Regions from separate parts of the Mus musculus genome. Here region 2 is linked to region 1. The links are chromatin loops, found by intact Hi-C in ENCODE. Cell type or tissue: left cerebral cortex. All regions are shown on one strand.

Evidence for each region. A loop is a pair of places that touch in the nucleus more often than their neighbours do. Peaks named below come from ENCODE experiments on the same cell type or tissue, not always from the same donor. Only the 100,000 strongest peaks of a DNase experiment are listed, where the experiment ranks them.
Region 2: it touches region 1 in a loop (5-fold over the local background); 19 of 42 quality-filtered maps call a loop at or near these places.

Annotation. Positions count from the first base shown.
Region 1 is chr11:40,749,782-40,757,781 of GRCm38, forward strand. It overlaps Ccng1 (cyclin G1), which reads right to left and starts at 5,505. Exons shown (of 6, transcript NM_009831.2): 1 at 5,220-5,505; 2 at 4,027-4,287; 3 at 2,323-2,576; 4 at 1,659-1,737; 5 at 1,480-1,578; 6 at 1-1,278. The coding sequence starts at 4,287. The coding sequence ends at 1,087. In left cerebral cortex, no CTCF peak of the experiment used is centred here; DNase peaks (open chromatin) are centred at 2,630, 4,177, 4,915, 5,562 and 2 more places; H3K4me3 peaks cover 2,530 bases; H3K27ac peaks cover 1,749 bases.
Region 2 is chr11:40,687,021-40,695,020 of GRCm38, forward strand. It overlaps Mat2b (methionine adenosyltransferase II, beta), which reads right to left and starts at 5,662. Exons shown (of 7, transcript NM_134017.2): 1 at 5,458-5,662; 2 at 581-775. The coding sequence starts at 5,520. In left cerebral cortex, CTCF peaks have their summits at 1,473 (motif pointing left) and 3,098; DNase peaks (open chromatin) are centred at 3,069, 3,794, 4,356, 5,693 and 3 more places; H3K4me3 peaks cover 4,749 bases; H3K27ac peaks cover 2,958 bases.

The DNA.
Region 1 (8,000 bases):
CCTGCTACATAGGCAAACAACACAGACCCAACTTAACAGAAATCTGCCTACAAACTGCGAGCTGCTAAAGGTGAACTGGTGATATCTCAGACGCATGATCATGTATTTCCTGCGGGGGGTGGTGAGGTATGTGCATATGTGAGAGAACTTGGGAGTTCTTCGTTCTCTCCTTCCATCATGTGGGTCCTGAAGAATGAAGTCAGGTTGTCAGGCTTCCCTTCTAAACCATCTTCCCTGACTTCCCAGCAACATTTACCCCTGGTGTTTGGTTGTTTTGAGTGTTTTTGAGACAAGGTCTCTAGCTGTCTTGGAACTCACTGTGTAGACCAGCCTGGCTTTGAACTCAGAGATCTACCTGTCTCTGCCTCTCTAGTGCTGGGATTAAAGGCATGTGCTGCCATGCATTAAGGAAAAAATTGTTTTTAATCATAAAAAGATAAATCTTTGCTATGATTAAGAAATTTAGATGTCAAAAATGTGTATGTATCAGAGACCAATTTTATATTTTCATGCATATAATTACTTTGTATTAGTCCAAATGCTATAGAGGTAAAATACTAGCTATAGAATTAAGACACTCTGGCAGTTTCCAGAAACCTAACATGGGCATGCCCTATATTACTTTGTAAGTCCATCACCCAGGTTTGTACTTCATTTTCATAGTCGATGGGCAGATTAAAATTTGTTCATATATGGGTCACATTGCTTGTTGTTCTGCATGGGCTTATGCAACTTTAAATAAGCTACAGTGGGGTGGTACGTAATTTAAAGAAGTGCTATTTCAGTAACTACTTTTAAAATTCGAGTTTAAAGTATTCTCTTTGCTACTACGCTAATCTTTTGATGAAAAGTATTAGCGTATATCTAGGGGTTTGATATGTCTTTTCTCTTAAAACTGCTACGCACTGTACACAGTGAATGCCTTCCAGTATTCTCTATCTAGACCAGTCAACAATTCACTTTTCCTTTATGTTTTCATCCCATATTCTTTATATTGAAGATAGTATTTCAATTCTTCAGTTGTAGCAGAAAATGATCATACTGGAAAATTTTCTGTATACAGAGAATAACAACCAGATTTATCAACTAACAAATGGTCTCAGGAATCGTTGGGAGGTGAGTTATTCTATAATAACTGTGCTTCAGTTGCCGTGCAGTGCGTCCAGACACAATCCATTTCAACTTCTGACCGTTAGGTTTGGAGCACTTGTTTGATGAATATTCAGTTAAACACTTGGAAACAAGCTCTTGCCAGAAGGTCAAATCTCGGCCACTTATCTGTACATAAATTAAAAAAAAAAGCCCCACTGTATTTATAGTAATATATTCTCATTAATATCCACATCATCCAAAGGGAACTAAGGGAGAACCATGTAAGCTTCAGATCAATACACAGCGTCTTGTTCTACTTTAGCACGTACAGTGGATACATTTCTCTTGTAGCTTGCTAATAGGACCAGTGCTATAACCTTGGCATACCTTGGAATGTTTCTGAATACATTCTACTCCTTCTGTTAACTCTACGTATTTCAGTGCTTGGATCTCCAACGCAAGGATAGATAGCGCCAGCACAGAAGGCTGAAAAGGATAAATATAAAGTAAATGTCAATGACAAAAATAGGTTTCTGTAATTAGGATTAATCATATAAAATATGTACCTTTGCCTTAGAAAATATGATCCTGCAGTGGCAGGCCTTAAGTTGGGCTTCTAGTCTTTCAAAATTCAGATCGTTTCTCCTTTAAAAAGAAAATGGGATTGATTTTATGTGGACATATCTAGTTGGCAGTTTTAAAAATGTATTGAAGGTAGTTTTTAAAATAAAACTCATACACACTATATAAAAATTATTTTAAGAAAAGGAAATTCTCTCCTATCAGTGTCAGGAACGTCTTAAACGAGTTTTAAATGATTCTGGTCAAAAACCATTTAGTGAACAGTAGTATACCACAAATACCATGATTTTATTTCAATAAAAATTCTGCATCTTTTGAATGTATTTCGATAATTTATGTTAAATGTTTATTTCCTAGGTTCTGTAGAGTAGAAACGTGCCACTTATCTGTACATAAATTAAAAAACAAAAGCCCCACTGCATTTATAGTAATATATTCTCATTAATATGTTTCTTAAGAAGGAACTTTCACTAAATGACTGGCAGGCATCTTTTCACTTCTGTTAGGCAGCAAAGTACAAGGGACCATAGGTCCTTATTTTGATCCGAATTCTATGATGAAAATCCCGATTTTATGAAACCTTCAGACAGTATCCCTTTGATTTCCAAGCTTTTTTTTTTTTTTTTGTTCGAAACAAATTTCACATACCTCTCAAATGGCAAGGTGTCGTGAACGAGTGAATAATAGAGCTGCAGAAATTGAAAGGCAGTAGTAGCTTTGACTTTCCAACACACTTTCTCCAACACAATCTTCTCCATTCTCATCAGGTCTGAAACCGTGAACCTATACTGACTTATTCGGATCAAATCAGTCGCCAGTGGGACATTCCTTTCCTCTTCAGTCGCTTTCACAGCCAAATAAAAGCAGCTCAGTCCAACACACCCAAGATGCTTCGCCTGTACCTACAAACACACCAGTGTCTTTACAGTGCTTCAGTAGGACACAGAGGGAACCTAGGACGACTCAGACCGTCATTATGAAAAGTATATCAAGACAAATCGCTACAACAGATTTGACAGGAGCCTGACAGTCTTCTGTACCCTACTTGAAACCAGTGGCTTTGGGTGGATAGGGAAGATAGTTGCTGTCTTAAGAGTTAAGCTTTGAAAGCCATATGAATATTTTGTCAGTTACTGGGAAATAACTCCGTAAACCCTTCCTTTTCTATTGCATGCAACCTGGAGCTGGAAATGCCAGATGGCTAAGGGAATTAGAATTTTTATATATGGGTAGTAATTAAGAAATACACCCTAATTCCTAATCCACAACCTAACATTCAGACTTTAACGGAGATTTAACTTTAAATCTATGATGTGAATAGATGAGTGGAAATATCCAGTCTATCAAGAAAGGTTTTGATTGGGGCTAGTGTGGTGGCTCAGTGGGAAAGGCGGCTGATGACCTGGGTTCAATCCCCAGGATCCGTATTCCTGCAGTGGTCCTCATCTCTACATAATATTGCAGCATGGGTGTGTCCATATGCACACAAACACACACAAACATACAAATATATGTAAGACAGTTTTTAAGAAATTTCTATGTTTTTGTTTTTTGTTTTTTGTTTTAATTTTTATCTTTTGAAATGGTCTCACTGTGTATCCTTGACTGTCCTGGAAGTCACTATGTCTACCTGGCTGGCCTCGAACTCACAGAAACCTGCCTGTCTTTGCCATCCGAGTGCTAGGATTAAAGGCATTTCACCAGGCCCTTAATTTTATTTTGATTATTCCTCTGTGTAAGGGAGAGTTAGCTAGGAGGGCGTGTGTCTGCCCTAGTGTATGTGTGAAGGTCAGAGGACAGATTTGGGGACTTGGTTCATTCTCTTCACTTAAGTGTTCCAGGGACAGCACTCAGACTTGACTCTCTGAGGCCTGTGTAACAAGTACTCTCTGTGTTCAGCTACTTTGCTGGCTCAAGACAGTTTGTTACATAGAGCCAGCTTTCCCGCTACTGGAGTACTACAATTAATGGCTTGATGTTAAATTACTTTCTACTTCAGTATACAACTAATAAGTGATGTTTTACAAGTCTTCATTATGGAAAGGAAGCATTGCCACATTTGAAAGTGGTTTTTGTATACCAGCCCTAATCCAGAAATTTGATGGCTTTTTTTCCTTTTTATTAATTTGATGTGTGTGTGAGTGTGTTTGGTACATTTGTGCATGTGCCAGAGGAGGCTAGAAGAGGGCCTCAGATTTCAACTGCCCACCTAGCTGTTGGAACTTAATTTAGATTTTCTGGAAGACCAACATGCACTCCTAGCTACTGAGCCATTTCTCCAGCCCTCTGCAATTTGATCTCTTAAACACATGGAGCGAAATTAAGAGCTGAGATATTGTAACATAAACATACCTTCATTTTAGACAAGAATCTGTCCAGTAAATTCACAGCTAGGGAAAATGTCTCCGTGTCAAAGCCAAAGAACTGAGTTAGACTAAGTAGATCTTTTACTTCAAAGTCCCGTAATCTTGCAGTCATTCTGAGGCCATTATCATGGGCCGACTCAATTAGTTTCAAGCCGCAGACCTTTGGCTGACATCTAGACTCCTGTTCCAACAGGGTGTTCAGCTGGTGTAGCAGTTTCTGAGAGTCAGTTGTCAGTACTTCTATCATCTATAAATAGAACAAACCCAGAAAAGAGCATAAGAACCCTGCCTGGCTATCTCTGCATTGTGGCAAAAAGTGCTTTATAGTGCATGCCCCCTCCACCCCCCACCCCATTTCCATTACGTCTAAGACGAAGACACTGCAAAGCCAAGGTCTGTAAGTATTTTTACCTTCTCCCAGTAGGTCACATTCCTAAATTGTGAGTTTGTATAGGACATAAACTATGGCTTAAAAATTTTTTTTCTCTACTTAAGCAAAGACTTCTTCATTGTCAGTACATGCCACAAATAGATACTGCCCCACATGATACACCCAAACTAAAAGTCAAATGATAGTACATACTCTGCCATATATGTTAACAACGTGAACCTTAGTTCCTTACCTATGAAGTAGAAATACGATTATTACCTACAATCTCATAGCTCATAGATTGGGTAGCTTAAAAGGAGTCACACAAACCGCTTAGCACACAGGTGCCCATTTATTTCCAGGTAATGAGCTTATTTTTACACCTGTGAAATGAGGGTGACAACATCTGTTTCTTGGAGTGGCTGTGAATAACACACGATATGACTCAGTGTGGCACGGTGCTTAGCACTCAGTGCTCCGAATAGTCTAACGCCATTTAAAAACCAAAAGAAAAAGTTAGGTGAAGCTGGGGAGTTGCATTGGTGGAAGTATGCATTACACTTCCTCTGAGTCCTGGGCACAACCTAAGCCCTGGATACAGAGGACGATTCTTCCCTGGGCAGTTTAAAGATGTGACAGGAAGGTCGTCTTGGTGAGGAACCACTAACTCAGTTCAGGGGTGCAGGTTGGGACTGGGAGGCATGACATAGGAATACCGCTCCCGCTGCGCCTCTCTCTAGGCGCAGACTAGCCCGGGCTTGCGTTCCGGAGTGCAGGGTTCTGAGATCCACCCCATAGTCCCCTCTCACCTTGACAGCCACGTCTTCACCACGGTGACCACCCACCCCGGGCCTGCTCTCAGCTCGCCCCACGTCCCCGATCCGACAGGCCTACTAAGGGGACGGACTAGGGAGTGGGGGTCAAGTGAGCAGAGGCCCGGGGAGGGGCCGGCGTCCCGGTGGAGGGTCCCTCAGCGCCCTGACCAAGTACTGCCTTCCTCGGGGTCAGCGCGCAGCGAAGGACTGCGCCGGGCAGTGGGGGAACAAGCTGGAGACCTGGCTCTCTAGCTGGGACGCATCTACGTCGCTGATTGGTGTGGTTCTTTTGATGGATGGTCTCTGAGGAAGCTCGGCCAATCAGCGCACACTTCCCGTTGTCCAGACTTCAATTCTCCTCCCCTTTCGAGCCACGCCCGACTCTCGCAGCCTCTCTCATTGGAGCATTTCCGAACTGTCCTTCCTTAAGCTGCGGAACTGAGTGTTCAGTGCCAAGGCTTGCCCGGGCAGGTCTGGCCTCTATTAGCCAGATTGGTCTGGGTAGCGGACCAGAATGTACTGTGAGGGTTTTTGTTTTGCATTGTTTTGGTTTTTGCTTTTTTCCTTTTGTTGTTGTTCACTGCAGCTCAGTCCCCTCTTTCTAAAAACACAATGGCAAGTTAAAAAAAAAAAATGCTTTCGTTCTCTTTACAGATAATGAGATGGTAGGCTTCTCTATAGTGTTCTCTATAGGCTTCTCTAGAGTGTTCTCTCTGAGTTTTAGGAATCAGTTCATCGTTATCTTATTTTGTTTCTTGCAAAACTTCTCAGATGTTACAATGATGTCAGAGTATGTAGTTTCTTGGTCCTCTGCTAATTTTCTGAATTTGTTCTTGTAGCACCCTCATACTATCATCAGTGACTTAAAATGCCATATGTCTGGCAGAAAACAGCAAAGAACAGTGCCTGGAAAACCCCATCTGCAGTGAGCCGAATCTCAGGCTTCAGAATAGGGTGTGAAGGAACATTATTCTTACAAAATTAATCTCTATAAGCCTCTTCTCTACCAGGTTAACGGAAAAATAATTATCCTGAACTCTTGCTGGACTCCTTTCGGGGGTAGCGGGGAAGGGCATGTCCTCAGGAGCAATGCACAGAGAGTAGGTTCTCAGCTCGCATGGCTGCAGTGGGGGTGAGGGTGAGGAGTTGGGGTGGTGACGGTGGTGTTCAGGATTTTGTCCATTCCAGTACATCTCATGAAAATAAGAAAGAGCCAAGCCGGCTGGCCGTCCATAACGGTCATTAACTAGATACAAGTGATGTTTTATTTGAGACAGGGTCTTTATGTAGTCCAAGCTGTCCTGGAACTCCTTAGCTATGTAAACTAGGCTGGTCTTGAACTTAGAGATCCACCTGCCTCTGACTCTCCTAGTGCTGGGATTAAAAACATGCACCATCATGCCTGGCCTTTTCTCTTTAATTAAAAAAAAAGTTTTAGATTTTAAAATTATATCTGGGGGTGTTGGTGAAGTGGGGAATGTATGGCACAGGAATGTGGCTACCCTCAGAGACCAGAGATGTTGGATCTGGCATTTCAGGCAGTTAGCTGTGAGTTGACCAAGGAACAGTATTCATTTGGATCCCTGGTTCTGTAAATCTACAAAACCAGTAATTTATAAGTGCTCTGTGGTGGTGTGAATAAAAATAGCCCCCATAAGTTCATAGAGAGTGGCACTATTAGAAGGTGTGGCTTTGTCGGAGAAAGTGCTTCAGTAGCAATTGGCTTTGAGATCTCTGAAGCTCAAAATCAGACCTACTGGCTCATTTGCTCTTCCTGCTGCCTGTGAATCCAGAGGCAGAGCTCTCAGCTCCTTCTCCAGAACCATGTCTGCCTGCCACGCTTCCTGCCATGACAATAATGGACTAAACCTCTGAAACTGTAAGCCAGCCCCAGTGAAATGTTTTCCTTTATAACAGCTGCTGTGATGATTGTGTCTGTTCACAGCAATAAAATCCCAACTTAAGACATGCTCTAGTGAGCCATCTCTCTCCTCCCATTTTTTTTTTTTTTTCAATTTGGGTTTCTATCTTGGCTGCTCAAAAATAGGCAGGAGAAATGTCTTAATCCTATATAAGTGGGAAGATTAAGTGCTGGGAAGCATGTGGTAAATGGTAGCCTTTTATGATTAACTGTGTTCTTAAGTGCTTTATGTAAATAGTTGGTTCTGTTTATTCTTTTATCGGTTTTCTTAACTTTGAAGGAAGCTTAAAGAGTGTTAATGCTAATAAGAATTTTCAAATGACTTTTGTTACCTTCTACGTCTTATGTTTAAAATTCCTGTTGAGAATTTGTTGGCAGTACATTATGTGTTAAAAAATATTTTCTCTTAGGATCCTGTGTTTTCTTTTTTAATTCTCAATTCTTTATATGAAAATTATTTTACTGACACGTTTAAGAAACAAATATAATAGGCAGTCTTTGCTTATTTCTCCTTTTCTATTTCAATTAAAATACACTTTACTTTCATTTTTAATTATTTATATATTTGTGTGTATGTATGGGTGTTTGTGCAATGCCCTAGGAAATGGGGAGGAGAATGTTAGAGCTCTGCAGTTGCAACCCGGGTGCTCTAAACTTTGGAGCTGTCTTTCTGGCCTCTGCTGTCGCGTGTGTGTGTGTGTGTGTGTGTGTGTTCTGGTCTTATGAACACAGTCACAAATACTGTAACTTTCTGACTGCAATGGACATGTCATGTCCAGAAGATAGCGTTTGATGGCACCATGCCCCTTCAGCTCTGAAAGCCTTTCCATCCTCTCCTAGTATTCCTAGGCCTT
Region 2 (8,000 bases), 63 kb before region 1:
CCGCCCCAGACTTAAAACATCACACTCTGGGCATGCAGTCTGCAATCAGGCTTCTGTGTGTTTCTAATACTCATGCTTCCAGAATCACACTTAGAGAGAACCAAAGCTGAAATCGGATGGCAAGGAGAACAAAGTCTTCATTTTCCTCTAACTTTTGTCAGGTTACAGCAAACAGGTTACTGAAGTTCCCCTGATCATACTTTCTTAACATTAAAGCAGAAATATTTCCACCCCCCCCCAACCCCCACCCCGTTCCCAGACAGCACCCTAACACTTCACGGCAAGCATCACAAGGAAAGTACTGCATCAACACAAGCCATGCCTCCCCACATGCTGTGGAGGACAGGGAAGAGGATCCAGCTCTGGGACAGAACACCTGCCAGCACGCTCGGGAACCTCTTGCCTCAACACCAAGCACCACTCCACAGCATGCCACACAAGGACACTCTGCATTGTGGTGGCTCAACGGGTCACAACTTTCAAGCACAACTTCCCGCAACCAAACCAAGCACACACTTTCTGTATAAGCCAGGCAAGTCCTAAGAGAACACATAACAACTGCAGACATACAAGCCCATACCTGGAAATCATGAATGAGGTGATGAACAGCTTCAGAATCCAACAGGTTCACTTGTTCGAATTTTGGTCTTGCTCTTCGAAAGCCACAGCCAACGGTGTGCCAGTTGCTCTGCTGAAACTCTTTGTAAACTGCTCTGCCAAGAAGCCCAGTGGCACCAGTAATGAGAACCCGCCGGCTAGGGATGTTCACTTCCTCCTAGAAGAATAAAGGGGTTAAAGCCATAATTCTCTTAAAGGCATTATTGTGTACCACATACCTGAAATGTTAACTATTTTTTTAAATTAATTCCACTACCTAAAAGTCAGTTTTAAAGTTAGATTAATCAATCCACCTGCATCAACAACTGCAAGACTTAATGAGTTTGTGTTTATTTTATTTGCTCTGTCTGAGTGTTTTTGCTCTGTATGCATATGTGTGTACTACCTGCATTGCCTGGGGAGATCAGAAGACGGTATAAAATCATCTGGAACTGGAGTTACAGTGAGCCTGGGTCCTCTGCAAATCCACACAGAACTCTTAACCACAGCCATCTTTCCAGTCCCCACTGACAATCAGCCTCCTCGAGACAAGGAAGACTTGTTTATGAGCACACCGTTTTTGTAGAAGACAAACATTGGATGGCTTACAATTATCCATTACTGCAGATCTGATTGCCCTCTTCTGGTCATACGTGTGTGTGTGTGTGTGTGTGTGTGTGTGTGTGTGAGAGAGAGAGGGGGGGGGAGGGAGGGAGGGAGAGGGAGAGAGGGAGAGAGGGAGAGAGAGAGAGAGAGAGAGAGAGAGAGAGAATGAATGGGTAGAAGAGATGGCAGACCTGGGTTTGATTCCCAGCATTCAAATGGCAGCTAACATCTGTCCTTAGCTCCCGTTTCAGAGGATCTGATGCCCTCTTCTGGCTTCTGTGGGTACCAGGCGTGCACATGGTTATGGTACACATACATACACTCATGTACATAAAGTAAGTTTACTTTTTTTAGATGAGTAAGAATAAAGTTTTAGTAATCAAGAAAAAGAACCTGAGATCACTAACAACTTCCCCATTTGATTTAGATTTCATATTAACAATGGAAGTTACTTTCTTTATGATGGATGAAGTGATCATATCACCCCATAATTAGTCAACAGGCGTTTCACATCTTCTAAGATATTCTGAAAATGCACAAGGCTCAGATGAGTCACATTTTGACAGGACTGAAAATCGGTCAGGGCTGGAGAAATGGCTCAGCTGCTAAGAGCACTGACTACTCTTCCAAAGGTCCTGAGTTCAATTCCCAGCAAACACATGGTGGCTCACAACCATCTGTAATGGGTTCTGACACCCTCTTCTGGTTTGTCTGAAGTCAGCTATAATTGTACTCATACATAAAATAAATAAATAAATCTTTAAAAAAAAGAAAATTGGTCGACATTTCATAGGAGTTTATTTGGAATAAAGTCAACTAATATGTCCCTCGGTCAGCACTAAATTTACTTACACAAAATACTTATGACTAACAGATACAGATAGAAAAAAAAACTGAAAAAACATTTGTGTTCACAGTAAAAATTTAAAATTACTGCTTAAAGAATATTTTGATTTTTGTATACTCAAGGCAAAGTTCCAAAAATTGAGTAACACTTTCCTGCCAAATTCTTAAGTAAAGCCAACTTTTCCTTTTTAAAAATAATGTTTTCAGCCAGCAGAGAGTCACACACCTGTAGCCAAAGCATGAGCTCTGGGGCTCAAACTTTCATTAGATTTTATCACAAGGTCCTATTTCTGTTAAAGTCACATAATTCTGAGTTGGAAAAAAAAAGTGTGCACACACACATATATACAGGCAATATCCAAAGACATTTTCGGGTAAATGATTTAGTAAACATACATACTTTAATTAAGGACCCCCAAATCAGCTGTTTCTAGCATTTAACAAAAGCTGAAATCCAAAGGGCAGGGATGGGGGAGGGCAGCATAGAAAAAAAAATCTATTAAGGATTTTAATTCAATGAATTTCAAAACATTTTTAAAAAAACATTAATGAGACTTCATGTGGTGTCCTTTATAACACTTGGCTCTAAGCCAGGCAATTTATGAAAATGAAGACTTGATCCGGCAAAATGTTTTCTTCGAACTTTGGCAAGAAAATAACTCTCCAAAGGCTTAACTCTAAACCAGGTGCAGTGATGACCTCAGTGAACAGGAGGGTGCCAGCAGCCTGAGCATAGCCTGCTCTACGGAGGGGATTCCAGGCCAGTGCGGCCCACTAGGCAAGACCCTGTCTCAAAAACTATACTTGTACACGTACACACACACACACACACACACACACCACACACACAGCTGAAATAAACGGGGTCAAAGCATGCTAAGTCTAGTATAGATTCACAACACTGTACATGTAACAAATACCATGAAGAGGTCTGGGAAAACACCATAAAGGAAAACAGATGGGGCTGGAGAGCGTGGTTTGAGTCCCAACACCTACACGGCAGGTATCAACAATATGTGTGACTCCAGTTCCTTGGGGAGCCAACATCCTCTGTGGACCTCAAAGGGTACTGCATGCATGTGGTGAACAAACATACAGGCCAAACACCCACACACATAACATTTAAAAACCTAAAAAAAAAAAAAAAAAAAAAAAAGTTGCTCTTGCAGAGGACTGGCATTGGGTCCTCAGAGTCCATCCTGGGCAGCTCACACCTCCCTGTAACTCCAGCTCTACTGGAATGGACACCTTCTATTGGCCCTAGTAGGTATCAGACACATGGTACACGGCTATACACTTAGCAATCATGCATAATTGAAAAAAAAAATCATCTGATGCAGGAGGGTCTCAATGAATTCAAGACCAGCCCTGATCTGTCTGGGAAAACAAATACAAAACAACCAGAAAGTTTCACATTCACTTTCAACACTTTCAAGTTTTCACATTCACTCTCTACCTCTCTAACATCCTTGGACACCCTTGGGATTTAAGAAACAAGATATCTAGATTGCTTAATAGGAATGGAATTCAGAGGGGAACAGCTCAACTCCCTGTACGTACACACAGGCAGTGTTCTTAACAGGAATTGGTATCAGGCTGCCTCACTAACATTAACTATGCCAAGTCTCAGCTGGCAACAAGAGTGAATGTCAGTTGCACAGGTTGAGAGAGCAACACCAGCATGCAGATTCCAGCTGTCTGCACCTTCTGCCTGTTATCTGCTTTTATGAAACAGGGTCTCACTATGTAACCTTGGCTTGCCTGATAATCATTCCTGCCTCAGCTTTTAGAGTGATGGGACTGAAGTATAAGCCGCCACGCTCAGCTACTGTACCATTTTTTTTTTTAATGAAAAAGGTTGCTGGGTGTGGTGGCATCATCAATCCCAGCCCACTGGAGGTGGAGCCACGCAGATCTCCGGGGATTTGAGGACAGCCATGAATACACAGTGAGACTGTTTAAAACAAACAAACAAATGCAACAACAGAAAGAAAAAACAAACAAACAAACAAAAAACCACCCTAAAAAGCAATCACATCTCCTCACCACTACAAACTTCCTGAGTACTGAGATTACAGACATGAGTTAGCACACTCAGTTTACCACTCTCTACTTTTCTTTTACTGAACTGGGGAAATGCATTAAGCCTACACGAATACATGCTCATACGCACACACCTTTGGTCACATGCCGTCACCAGTCTGGAACTGCAAATACATTCGAACTTTGGCTAAGGCCCAGCCATTTGGAGATAATATTGAATGTGCATCACGCAAATGTAAAAATTTCCCATTATCAACTGGTTGTGGTGGCTCAGATCTTCAATCCCAGCACTCCTCGAGGCAGAAGCATCTGAGTCCAAGGCCAGCCTGGACAACACATACTGAGTTCTAGTTTGGGTTTCTATTGCTGTGTGAAAACATCAAAGCATTGTTTGGCAGGAGGTACTTAGCTTACCATTTCCACATCACTGTTCGCCCCTGAAGGAAGTTAGGACAAGACCCTGGAGGCAGGAGCTCACACAGGCCTTGTGAAAACTGCTTAATTCCTCAGCCAGCTTTCCTAAACAACTCAGGACTATAACAGCCCAGGGGCTCCGTCCTCCCAAGTCAATCGCCAATTAAGAAAAGGCGCTACAGGTTCACCTAATAATAGCCTAATCTTATGGCGGTATACTCTTAACAAGAATCCCTCATCTCAATAGGGACTCCCTTATCTCTAGTAACTCTAGCAAGCACAGGACCCTCCCCCAAATTAAAAGTTTGCATTAAAAAAAAAAAAAAAACTGGCCACATCCTAGGCGTTTTTATATCAGCAAGACACATTAGTTCATCGACTGTGCTGGATACATTCTGTAGGTCAGTAAGTACTTAACGGGCTTGAAACACGGGACCGTGGACCAGACTTGGAAACATGCTGGGGGAAGTTTACCAGACATGCAATTTCTTTCAGCAGTCTTCCACCACGCAAAATACAGCGGTTCAGAAAACGTAGAAGCTAAAAGCCCAACACTGGAATTCCTGCTCAAACCTTCCTGAATAAACTCGAGGCGGTGCCCGTCTGCCTACCAGGGAGCCTGAGCGTTCACAGCACCGCACAGTCGGAAATCCTGACAGCCTTAAAAGTGCCTCAAGGAACCCGCCCCGTGCAAACTATGAATTCACCAAGTTGACCCCGCCGACACCGCCATTTATGGAAAGTCACTCTCCCCCTGTCCTTAAAGATCCAGGAACACAAAACAAAGATGATGACTACTGAAACGGGAGCCAGCCCGCGGGAGGCGGCGGGAGGCACCGGGAGTCTCCACCTCCGCGCTCCCCGGGCTGCAGCGGGCGTGAGCGCAGCCCTACAGGGAGAGAGGTAAACAAACTCAAAGGCGCCACCCCGGCTCCATGCCCCGAAGCTCACCTCCACCAGCTGGCAGCAGCCGGGGACGAAGTGGATGGAGAGCTCCTTCTCCCGGCCCACCATGCCCGCAGTCTTTGCGCCGCTTCAGTCGCGACCGCAAGCTCCACTAGCGCAGCACTGCCAGGGGCCGCAGCGCCCGCGCCCTTGGCCCTCCTCCCCTAGGCCCAGGCCGACCCCGGCTGCCGCTTCCGGCTTCCGCCGCCCTGGCCGCGCCTGTTGATTGGCCGCCTCTCGCCACGCGTTCAAAAAGGGGCGGAACCTCAAGGGACGCTGTCAGCCCATGTGCCAGTTCTTAAGGAGATAGAGCGTTAGAACGCAGGCACTGGTGCCAAGCGATGGATGCAGGCTTCCTTGGGTTTAAGAGTGTTGGCTTTTTTGTTTGTTTTTTTAAAATCTCTCCTACTTATTCCTTCTTAGTGAAGGGTAAGGAATCGATTCGCCTAGGTTTGCAGACTGCGAAATGCCTAGGAGTCAACCAAGCATGTATTATAGAAAATAGACTAAAACATCTGTAAAGTTAGGAGGCAAGAAGGTAAGGGTTGTCCCGTGAACACAGAGCTAAGGCTGGACTGAGTTGGTTTTAGGCAGTCCGAACCTCAGGCTGGCCTTGGGCTCAGAGAAAGACCTGCAATTTCTGATCCTCTCTAGTTTCCTTGTCCAAAGGCATCAAAGGGTTACAGGAGTGAACAACCAACCTAGGCAAGGTGCGGTTCGTCCTTTAAGGCAAGAAGAAAGAATAAAAATAGGACTGTGCTCAGAGTCATTAACATCCCTGAAAGCTATGTTTTTCTGGAATGCTAAAAAAAAAATGCTGTGAAGTTTGAAAACTGTTTATTTTTAGCTAATTAAAAATAAAAAGGTGTGGGAGAGAATGTTACTTTCTAAAAGGCAGGTTCTTCGTATTTCCCCCCCCGCAGAACCACAGGAGAAACTCAACTGTGCTAACAAGCCCAGTCAACTTTTAAGTAGATTTAACAGGCGTCCTGGCTGCCCTTTGGAGGCTTCACTTAGGGGACGACGACGCCCGGGGCTGCTGGAGCCAAGCCAAGGAGGAGCTGCTAAGACTTAAAATGAGGGAGCCAAGGAAGGGCGGAATGCCAGGCGCTCCTTCCAGCCCTGTGTGGTTGTTCAAAAGTTAATCAGAAACAACAGCTCGCAGGGTCTGACTCAGCTCTCAACTGTAACCTGCAGGTTACAAGCTCCGAAGCACAGCAACAGGCAAGCCAGTGAAATTTACCCTGAAAAAAAGCCCGGGCACACTTTTTCTCCGCCCACTCTCTACCCAACAATCTATTCCCATCCAGACACCCACGATAAGGGATTTCAAAACTCGCCCCAAAACGTGACCACTGCCTGAATTACCCCCAAAGGCCTCATTTTCAGAATCCTTTTGGTTTATTTTTAGACTAAGGATTAAGCTGCCCCTTGGGAAAAGTTTTCCTCAGTCAGGTGATAGTTTTTCTCCCACCCCCCCACCCCACCCCCCCCCACTAAAGAATTTATTCCCTCACTCTTTGGAAGAGCAAACAAAGGCAGCCTAAGGCTCCCTACTTTTCGAATTTTTTTTTTATAATCCGGGTCTTATGGTTATTAAAAGGGCTAGCTATCCCAACACTAAATTATAATAATAATTAGAAGTCCGAGGGAGGGACAAATCCAAGATCCCTCATCCTAATTAAAAGTGAGAATATTTCAAGTTTCTGGTTGATGTGTGTGTAGTTTGCTTCCTAGAGGGGATCATAAAATGTACTCAATAGGAAGACTCAAAATTTTCCACAATTAGTGTGATTCTCAGAGCAACCTTGTGAAGAGAGTGAGAAAATGTTTGCTTGCCTATATATAAGAGTACGGTTTGACACAAGTCAGGCAAAAGTTGGGTATAGCTTATTTAATAAGAAAAGGCTCTGTTTACAGCCAATGTCTGACTTCCGATGGGGGTTGGGGAGTCACGTCTCAAAGAGTGCAAACTGGAACTGAAAGTCCCATTAGCAGATTCAAGCTCCACAAGACAAAAGACAAAAGACAAAAAACCTGGGCATGCACCACGGGTTAAATCTTGCACTACACAGAGCCTTCACTACAGTTGCACTCAATGTGGAGAATGAAATTATCGTTCTGCTTCACGTCTTATTTATTAAACTGGGCTTGATTTCCTGGGTCAGAAACCCTAGATAGTTTATTCTGTGTACCAAGCTTACGTTTCTTAAGGAAATAAATGGTACCGGCTAGCATTTTATTTACACCCTTTCTGCTCGTAGCAGCGGTTTGGAATCGATTTTAGCGCATCGCCGAGCCGCCACCGAGTCTTGAATTGCTAGCTCTTACCTGTTCCATGGCCTCCGGCATTTCAGGCATGATTCCAGAACTATTTTGGGGAAACGCAGCGAGAGGGATCTGGGCGTCTGGCTCCTCTGGCCCGGTCTTTGTTCGCTCCGCCCGCACGGAGCACACGGACGCCAAAAACGTGAGGCGCAGCTCCGCTTGACCTTTTAAATTAGCATTTCCATTCCAACCCTGGAATCTCGTGCAGCTTTCCACAGTGC